2 separate regions of the Mus musculus genome follow, and region 2 is linked to region 1. The links are chromatin loops, found by intact Hi-C in ENCODE. Cell type or tissue: left cerebral cortex. All regions are shown on one strand.

What was found. Peaks named below come from ENCODE experiments on the same cell type or tissue, not always from the same donor. Only the 100,000 strongest peaks of a DNase experiment are listed, where the experiment ranks them.
Region 2: a loop joins it to region 1, with 2.1 times the contacts of the local background. A loop is called at or near these places in 5 of 42 quality-filtered maps.

What each region holds. Positions count from the first base shown.
Region 1 is chr3:90,262,639-90,267,638 of GRCm38, reverse strand. Crtc2 (CREB regulated transcription coactivator 2) reads right to left here. Exons shown (of 14, transcript NM_028881.3): 12 at 4,925-5,000; 13 at 4,282-4,468; 14 at 3,514-4,159. The coding sequence ends at 3,939. Dennd4b (DENN/MADD domain containing 4B) reads right to left here and starts at 2,404. Exons shown (of 28, transcript NM_001356483.1): 1 at 2,078-2,404; 2 at 1-226. The coding sequence starts at 203. In left cerebral cortex, a CTCF peak has its summit at 2,531 (motif pointing left); DNase peaks (open chromatin) are centred at 1,086, 1,833, 2,259 and 2,530; H3K4me3 peaks cover 1,874 bases; H3K27ac peaks cover 2,112 bases.
Region 2 is chr3:90,349,769-90,354,768 of GRCm38, reverse strand. Gatad2b (GATA zinc finger domain containing 2B) reads right to left here. Exons shown (of 11, transcript NM_139304.3): 5 at 4,251-4,382; 6 at 3,195-3,365; 7 at 2,640-2,955; 8 at 259-461. Among named protein-coding and RNA genes, the nearest start is that of Slc27a3, 38 kb to the left of the region's middle. In left cerebral cortex, no CTCF peak of the experiment used is centred here; no DNase peak of the experiment used is centred here.

The DNA of each region.
Region 1 (5,000 bases):
ATGCATGTATAGCCCTGGGGCACCTCCTCGCCCAGTGCCCTAGCGATGACTGCCACATCTGTAATAGGTTCAGCTGGCCGGGGAGGGCGCAGGGGCCCGGTAGGCTCGGGAACCCACTTCTCCTCAGGTATAGGCGCTCCATTTCCTGCAAGCCCAGCCACCACAAAGTAATCCACCAACCGGGGAGGCCGCTCCTCTGCCATGGCCTCTGCTTCACTCACTGCATCTGGAATGGTCAATCGAGGAAGAGATGGAGCAAGAGAGGATAATGTTCCCATGGCAACGATAGTGGACACCCCCCCTTCTTCTTCCTAGTTCTTCTAAGGAAAGGATAAATGATCAGCCAATCTTGAATTCTTCCACCTGTGACATCACCAAACTCTCATATTCCACCACAGCTCCTTAGAGACCACTAGGTCCTTCCTTCTTAGTGACATCAGCCCTTTTTTCCCAAAGAACCCAAACTCCACTCTACAACACACAACTGACATATTCCTCACCTATTCCTTTAAAGGCCTGCCTCTCCTTGCCCGCTACAATTACGTCTCAGAGAACACAGTATTTTCTGTAATGGCCTGCAATGACATCATTCACTCTGGCTACCACATTACACCAACTTTTGCTTTGTCAAAGGTCTCTGCTCTTGTAGCAACACCACAAGAACCTTCCGATGCAGCTAATGTTCTTAAAGCACCCATCCTTTCATTTCTAGAAGACTTTACAGATGCCTAGGAAGGCTTACAAAACCCAAGATTTAGCTTCTGCTCATCAGATTTCAAGTATCCTTTTTTTTCCCTAGCTTAACTTTACCTAGTTGGCCAAGCAACCAGGACTTTCCCATCTCCAGGATCCTTAGGTGTCTGTAGTTAGGCACAAAGGGACTGTAGGAGTCAGCTCCAGTCATGCCATGCCCGCGCCACCCAGCCCAAGACAGAATCGGGGCCACAACAGCCTATTGGTAACTTATCTCACCTGCCTCCATGGCCTGACCCTGGGGAGTGGAAGCCCCAAGAGTCCTGAGGTGCCCCAGGGTGCTGAAGGTGGGAAGAAGCCTGGCGGGTAGCTTGCAAGGGGCTAGAGGCTGAGAGAGTGCTTCAGAGGGGAAGGGAGGCTACTTCCTGAAATGGCTGCGAAGGGGAAGCTGTCGCTAGCTCAGCATAAGTCAGCCTATGGGTGTGTGGTATCGCTGGGGGGGCGGGGGGGATAGTACTGTTTAAGGTGCCAGCACAGCATCAGACCAACGCAGACCTCCCACTAAGGGTCCTGTGCAAGGCAGGGAAGCTTTTAGTGTCTCCAGGATGCACAGTCTATTTAACCTCCCGCTCTTCCTCAGAGAACTAGAGCCAAACCGACTGTCTTCTCAACCTGGCCTCTGGACACACATGCCCCAACTCAAGCTAAATTTAGCTTGAGCTTCTCTACATCTGAGAGGTGAAGCCAGGAGTCAGCGTCAGCCTCCTGATTTAACTCCAGGACACAGCTCACTCTCTCATCCACTGCAGGCCAATAGTAGTTCTGTGCTCCAGACAGTAGGCAAAAGCCGTTAGATGAGACCCTCTATAGGCAAGTGGGTGGTCCCGGATCAACAGGACTTGTGTGTCCAGGCCTTCCCTTATCCAGCCAGGGAAGAGTCCTATAGAATGCAGCCCCTTCTCCCTTGGGGGAAAACAACGGCACTGGAGCCACTTTGGGTCCCAACGCCCACATGCCGAATGACGGGAAGTCGGGGCTAGGGCAGAGGGCGCGGCGCGGGGGAGGTGGCTGAGCAAGAGGCCGGAGGGCCGAGAGAAGCGCGCGCGGGGACTGCCGAGGACGTGACGGCAGCAGCGCCAGCAGCCGCGTGACCCAGGCGGGAAGGAGGGGTGCTCTGGCTTGAGCGCCCGCGGGAGCTCCAGGTTGTAGGATGTCGAGCACAGCTAGCTAGCTCTGGGTTGCGCCCTCCCCTCCACTTTCACTTCTCTGGGAGGGAGGAAGCGGAACCAGATGCGCAGCGTAGAACAGCTGGGGACAGTCCCTGGAGCCGCCCGCCCTCCGCCCGCCCTAACCCGCCCGCCGCCCCGCCCGGTCCGGCCCCTACCTGCCTGCCCTGGGACTCCCCAGCCGGCCCGCTGGCGGGTGGCTCTGAGGGCGGGCTGGCGGGCCGGCGGGCGGCTGGGCTGCTATCCAGCCCCGGACATGGCGCACTCGACTTAGGAGCCGCTCGCGCCCGGGCTGAAGGAAGAAGCAGCAGCCGAGGGCGCCGGGCACGGTGGAAGAAGATCTGGGCGGTCCCAGCGTCCCCGCGCGCTGCGCCACGCGGGGACTGCTGCCACACCACACCGCTAGTTCCAGCCGCGCGGTCCTCCCGGCTCCCACGTTGCTGGGGACCCCAAGCTCTTCAACGCGCCCTGCTTTCTCCACTCATACCCGCCCCCCACCCCCCCAGGAGCCGCGGGCGCCTCCGCTATTCTGCCCCCCCCCACACACCCGGGCCTGCGGCCGTGACCCTGGCTAGCGCCGGCCCAACACCCTGCCGCCTGCAGTGCGACCCCTGGTGGCTGGGAGGGCCCCCTGCAACCAAGCGGATTCCCACCACCCGGAGGAAAAAGCAAGACACTGACCCCAGATGGCCCCGAAGTCAGAGTCGGTGCTCCTGTCCTGCCCTACCGTCAGATGTGGCCACTGTGCCACAGCGAAGGCCCTGAAGACCTAGACCTGGGAAACCCAGGTGACTCCCCACTTCCACGTTTAGAACCCACTGGCCAGAGCCAGAAACTCTCAGTTCTTCTTTCGAGAAATGACAAGAACATTGAAAAAGAGGAAGAAAGGCATGAAGCCGAATAGTGGAGGTGTAGCACTCCTTTCACTATGCTGGGTGAAGTCTAACAAAGCCTTCGTGGAACATGGTTGTCTCCCAAGGATCTATTGCGTTAAACCCAAATGGAGCAGTGAAATGGATGAATCGACATACAGTCCTCAGAACATGAGATTGCTTAGGTCCCCCAAACATAAACCAAGTAAGCCAGCTAGGCCTGCTTACTTCTCTCTAGAAGCATCAACACTGGCAATAGCCTCCTCCAGGAGAGGGGAGGATTTTCTAACAGAAACAACTGTGACTTGGGACAACAGCCTCTCCTTACCCAGGGCTTCAGAAGAGTAACTTGTCAGGCTAGTCACGGTGCCCCATCCCCTGATGCTGCAGCAGGCAGGGCCTTAAACAAACAAGGGCACATAAGGTGACTTCCTGCTGCCTCGGTGAAGTCTGTATAGGCTTTAGGATACATCCAGTTTGGGACCTAAATCTGAGAATGGTGCTTCCGCACAAGCACAAAAGTTCTGAGAGGATTAACGCACACCCGTAGCCCTAGCACTAAGGAAGCCAAGGTGCCAACGGGCACGTGTGACTTCTAGGTAGTCTGCCCTATGTAAGAGAAATCCTGTCAAAAAACAAACAAACAAAAATGCAACACAAAAGAACCTATGGCACCAAACCTCCTTAGGTCCCCAGCCATGTACCAAATAGCCAAGCACACAAAAGGTTTAATAGGATTTTTTATTAACATATAATATATTTAATAAAAAATAATATCCATTCTGGCTCTCTCTTCCATTGCAAGGGGAAGAGAAATAGGGAGGGGCTGGTAGTGCCCATCCCTTCTGGACAAGCCCTCTCTCCAAGATTTCCCTCTACACCTTGCTTCCCAACAGGCTCTGACCTCCAGACAGACGGTTTTCAAAGTTACAAGTGCTTTTAGGCCCTCCCTTGAATTCCCCCAAGCCCACCAGACATACAGCATTCAGGGGCCACCTGGCCAAGCCCCTTCCCTTTCCTCAGTTTTAGGATCCTTCATTCATATTAGAAAAAGGATCTGGGGGCAGAGAGTAGTCTCTACTGGCCAGGGGGAAGGGATGAAGACTGATGGGACAGGGCCATGAAGAAGGATGGCAGTGAGGTCCCCTCACTGTAGCCGATCACTACGGAATGAGTCCTCCACAGCAGGGTCAGGCAGCAGGGCACAGGGGTCACTCAGCATAGTTAGTCCTTCCAGGCCCAGTGGCTCCATGCGCAGCTCATCTTCTAGCCCCAGGCCCAGCTCCAACCCAGATGCTGACACCTCAAAGCCAGGCACTCCAGCCAGGGCTGCTGCAATCTCCTTAGAGAAACCTGGGGAAGAGTCTCCTGTGTGTACAAGAGGTGGGTAAGGATCTCAGGCCACACCTCCAGACCCCTCAAGCTCCTATCACAGCAGTGAGGCTGTCAACTCTTCCTGCCAGTCTCCACCAGCACCCACACTCCCTTACCTGTGAGTATGATATTAGGTCCTGAGCCATGGCGGGAACAGTGGGTCAAGTTCTGGTGGTTGAGGACGTGAGGGTCCTGGGGGCCACTCATTGATCCCTCACTCCCTAAAAATCCAGGACCTTCAGAAAAGGCAGGGGGATCCAGCACCAGGCTGGTTGATGGGCTCTCCATGTTGAATTGCTCCAGCTAGGGACACACAGACAGACCTTAAGGAAGTGGGCTTCAGAACAGGGTGTCCTGCCTAGCTCTGCTGATATGTCCCCTTTGCCTAGCAAGCCCCATCCACCCAGGAAGAGAGGCAAAGACAGAAGGAGGTGATAGCAAGCAGAGCCAACAGAAGCGAGCACGGGGCCCGAAGAAAGTGTGGGCACCGTACCTGCTGGGCCAGAGCATGTGCATGCCAGGAAGAGAACGGGTCAAGGCAGGAGTCATCAAAGAGCAAGCTGAGCAGAAACAGAGGGGCAGGAGTAGGGGTCAAACACAGGAAGACAGGAGCCCCAAGCTGGCATTGCTATGTTACCTAGGGGAAAAAGAGGTCCACCCATATCTCCCAATTCAGCATACCAGTGACCACTCAAGTAACTGACCCACCCTCAGCCCACCCCCATCCCCCATTTCAGAACTATGAGTTTGCATACTCACATTCCCCAAGCTGAAGTCATTTATTGGGCGGTGGTAAGGCTGTTGCCCATGTCCACTGGACCCAGGTGGGTACAGT
Region 2 (5,000 bases), 87 kb before region 1:
ATTATACTGTTTTGTTTTTTGAGACTGGGTGTCATTACCTAGTTTAGGCTGGCCTGGAACTCTGTAAACCAGGCTGGCTTCCAACTCAAAGAGATCAGCTTGCCTCTGCCTCCAGAGTGTTGGGATTGAAGGCATATGCTACCATACCCTGCTTTTTTTTCTTTTTTTTTAAAAGGAAACTAGGTTTCCAGGCCTAAAACCCTTTGTGAAAACCAAGCTTGTTCAGATGACTGTGCAGGTAGGAGTCAGAGTTCTCACCTGTTCCTGCTGTAGGGCTTTAACGAAAGCGTTTTTCAGCCGGTTAGTGTGTTCAGCTTTTAGAGCCTTTTTCTGGTTGGAAGTCATACACTGCTCACAGAGGATCTTACCATTCTTTTCTTGCTTCCAGTGAGGGGTGAAATCTGTGCGGCACTGGGCACATACAAAGGGTTCGACCCTCAGAAGTGAGGCACAGTTTTTGCCTAGACACCAATAAAAAGAACAGTTAGTGGTTTCCCACCTCCAACCTCTTCTGTTAGTTTTCATTAAATGTCTTTCTCATAAGTTAATTCTGTTAAGCTTTTTGGCTATGTGTGCCCAGCCCATACACAACCCACCATAACGGCAGTTCAGAGACTGTGATGCACTCTCCCAAAAGATTATCTGAGGGCACCAGGAAAATGTGGTAGATATACATGTATGGAGGCACAAACACTCATACAAATTAAACAAGTGAATCTAAAATTTATATATGTATTATCTTGTTTTGAGATTCAGTCTCACTATGTAGACTAGGCTGTCCTAGAACTCAGTACATAGAACAGGCTGGCCTCGAACTCAATTTTTTTCCCTGCCTTTGCCTCCCTAGTGCTAGGATTAAAGGTATGCCCAACCTCAAATGGCCTTCAAAACTTTTTTTCAAATACAATTTAATAAATACTTTGGCTTGATAATCAGAGTAGTTGGGAGGCTAGGGAAGGAGGCCCCAAAAAGAACTTAAGGTAAGGCTGAGCCCTACCTGGTTACATAGTCTTACAAAAATCTCATAATAATAAAATTAGAATCAAAGGGATCCACTTAAAGCAATGCTTTGTTTATATTCTCTTGTTTTGTTTTATTTATTTATGTTTGTTTGTTTGTTTTTAGACAGGGTTTCTCTGTGTATTCCTGGTTGTTCTGGAACTCACTTTGTATAGCAGGCTTCAGAGATCCACCTGCTTCTGCCTCCCAAGTGCCGGGCATGCACCACCACACCTGTCGTCGTCTTTCATTTTAATTTCACGTGCATTGGTATTTTGCCTGCAAGTATCTTTGTGTGAGGGTGTCAGAACCTCTGGAACTGGTGTTACAGACAGCTATGGGCTGGCACGTGGGTCCTTTGGAAGATCAGCTAGGGCTCTGAGCCATCTCTCCAACCACTCCCTCCTTCTGTTTCTTAACATTACTTTATATTAGACTTCCCCTTTACACACACATTTACAATACTTTGTTATCAGAGTCTGAATAGTTATTTTGTAAAGATTTTTCTGAGACAAGATTTTACATTGTAGCTCAGGCTAGCTTAGAACTCACTATATAGCTCAGGCTAGCCTTTGAATCACAACACTTTTGCCTCAGTATTCCAAGTGCTGAAATTATAGGCATAAGCTACCTTACCTGGCTGAAATTACGGCACCCTATGATCCATTTACAGCTAGTCAGTCCTCTAGGGACATTCCAATACTGTCTGGAAATTTAAGCTTAATAACTGCATGGTGTCAGGTTCAGTACTAGGTTACAACGTTCATAAACCAGAAATTCTATTTATCTAAAGTACAGGCAGTATTCGCTATTCATAGCAGCACTTTGTGGAGGCCAAGCATGACAGATCCCTTGCGGGTTCAAGGCCAGCTTAGTCTATACATAGTTGAGTTCTAGACTAGCCAGAATTATATGGTGAGACCCTGTCTCAACAAAACAAAAAACAAAAAAAGGAGCTAAATAAGATATATTCATCATTCTGTTTCCAGTATGTGGATGTGATCTGACCAGTTGCTTCAGGCTCCTCATGCCTCTGACTCTCTGCTAAGGTGGATTACACCCCCAACATGTGAGCCAAAACAAACTCTCTCTCTCTCTCTCTAAAAAAAAACCAAAAACCAAAAAACAAAACAAAACCAAAAAACCAAAACAATGTATTGAAAAAACAAAACAAAACATATATTTTTCTTCCATCTCTTCACTTTTTTTTTCTTTTTGGAAAGGCTGTGGATAGGATGTTATATATTCCAGAGTGATCTAGAAATTGATTGATTATAGATCTTATCTGAGGGTACCCTTGAACTTGTAATCTTCTAACCTTTATATTCTAGATAAATAAGCAAGTCTACCAAATGAACTACATCTCTAGACTCTACTCTTTCTAAGATTTTTCTTATTTTTGTGTATATGGCTGGCTTTGACATTTTCAAGACAGGGGCTCAGTCTGTACTCTAAGTTGGCCTTGAACTTGGAGCAATCCTCCTGCCTATGCCTACAAAGTGGTGGGCTTATAAACAATGAGCTATCAGGCCTGCATTAAGAGCAGCTATTTAATACTATACAGTTCCCTGTAATACTTGTTCTCTGCCAAGAGGCTTGGCAAACCTGTGCTTAGAGACTTAACTAGAAGAAAGTATTACCTTGGCTGTCAATGACACTCTGTACAACTTCTTCCAAGCCTACCATGTAGATAAACTCGCTATTGGCTGCACTAGGCAGGAAGTGAAGCAAGGGAGCAGGAGGCTTTGGAGGTGGTATCTCCAGGAGCGTCTTTTCCAGCTGTTTTCGAAGGGCCAACTTGGCTGCAGCCTGTGAGTTGGCAGCGTCACTCATGGCACTGGGGCTAGGAAGTGGTGAGGACACTCTGTTCACAGTCCCTGGTTGGATATGGGAGGCAAGGTTCATATAGATGGCAGAAGACGTTGTGCGCTGACAAGGAACAGACGAACTTGACTGCTGAAAGGGAATAGGGGACAGGTGGCTGATAAGTAGTAGACCATCTTAATTTCTAAGAGAGGTTGCTACTTGATTCTAGTCTGGACTTTTATATAATTCTTTAAAGCATCCATTATAGGGAATGCTCTCTATTCCCATCATTCTTGTCCTCTATATACAAAAACTTAAAACCTGTAGCTCTTTCTGTAAGAAAAGCAAATAAAGGACTTTTCTGTTTCTACCCCAGTGCTTGCTCTTACTGGTTGGTAGCTGATGGCAGGATTCATGTTAGGTGTTGTGGTGCGTACAATGCCAGGCTTCGGTGGACCCCGCTGGCCCTGAAGTTGGGCTGGATTTGGTGCAATAACACGTTGAGACATCAACATGTGTGGAAGGGTGGTGTTGGTTGCTGAACGGATGACACTGTGACCCTAAAGGGGAAGAACAGGAAAAGAACTCACAAATGGCATAATCCCCCATAAAGTGCAAAGTGAAAACACTGCTTATAATGGTCCCAGCTAGAACCATGGGGACACACACTTGATAATTTCATTTAACAACTCGGGAGAAATCTACCATCACTCTAGTCAAAAACATTTTTTAAATGAACTTATTTTCATTTCGCGTGGATGGTGTTTTATCTGCATGTATGTGTGTGCCCTTGAACGTTACTCTAAATGCTGATTAGTGGCTACAAAGTTTAAAAAAAAAATGTTTATTTTATTTTTTTAAATGTGTATTGGTGTTTTGCCTACATGTATGATCTATGCATTATATTCATACCTGGTGCCTTCAGAGGCCAAAAGGGCATTAGATCTCTTGAGATAGGAGTTACATAAAAAAAGTGAGGCTCTTGTGGGTGCTAGTAATTAAATCCAGGTCTAATGGAAGAGCATCAGACCCCAACACAGATGGTTGTGAGCCACCGTAATTGAACTCAGGACCTCTGGAAGAGCAGTTGGTACTCTTTAACCACTGAGCCAGCTCTCCAGCCCCAGCTCTGACTTTTTTAAAAAAGAGATTTATTTTATTGTTTGTGAACATAAATGCATGTGAATGCCATGCCTAGAGAGGCCAGAAGAGTGTTGGATTAATTGACTGACTGACTGATTTCTTTCGTTTTTCTTTTTTTCTTTTCTTTTCTTTCTTTTTTGAGACAGGATCTCTTTTATATAGCCCTGGCTGTCCTGGAACTCATTATGTAGATCAGGCTTCTGGCTTCATAGAGATTCTTCTACAATCTTTACAAAAATCCCCAAATAAAGACAAGAGTGACAGACTTCTCCAACAGTAAGGTCTCACTATGGGTCACATACCTGTAATGTTCTCATATTTTGAGGTTCAATTCCTTGAGCCCCGGGTCGGGAGGGAAGCTTAGATAAGCCTTGTTGTCCCACATGTGCAGGAGATGGCTGAACAATAGATGCTGCATTCTGTACAACTGGAGTCTGGAAAAGGAAATAGAAAATGAGACTGTGAGCTCGACTGTGGTGGTGCACGCCTTTAACCCCAGCATTAGGAAGGCAGAGGCAGCAGGATCTCTGTCTCAAAAAAACGAAACAAAAAAAATCTCAAAACCTAAGCCAAAAACCCTAGAGGTCAAATTCAGTTAAGTTCTAAGCTTTTAAAATTCCCTGTGAGTGTAAACAATAAATGAACCTCAATTCCTGACAAGGAAAAAATAAAATTAAGCCTTTTTGGATTTTTTTCTTTTTTGTTTTGTTTCTTGTTATGTATAGCCTGGGCTGACCTGTAGACTCGGCTAGCCTCAGATATCCATCAGCTCTGTCTTCCAAGTATTAGGATTAAAGGTACGTGTTACTATGCCAGGTCTTGTCTGTCTGTCTGTCTTTTCAGACATGGCCAGTTTCACTCCTTTATAAAAAAGCAGCATTTTTTGTATTTGATTGTTTTGCCTTCATTTATGTCTGTGTACCATGTATGTGACTGGTGGTTGCAAAGGACCAGAAGAAGGCATCAAATTCCTTGGAATTGTACTAACAGCTGATTGTGAGCTGCCATGTGGGTGCTGGGAATCAAAGGCAGCCTCTATACAAGAGCAGCAA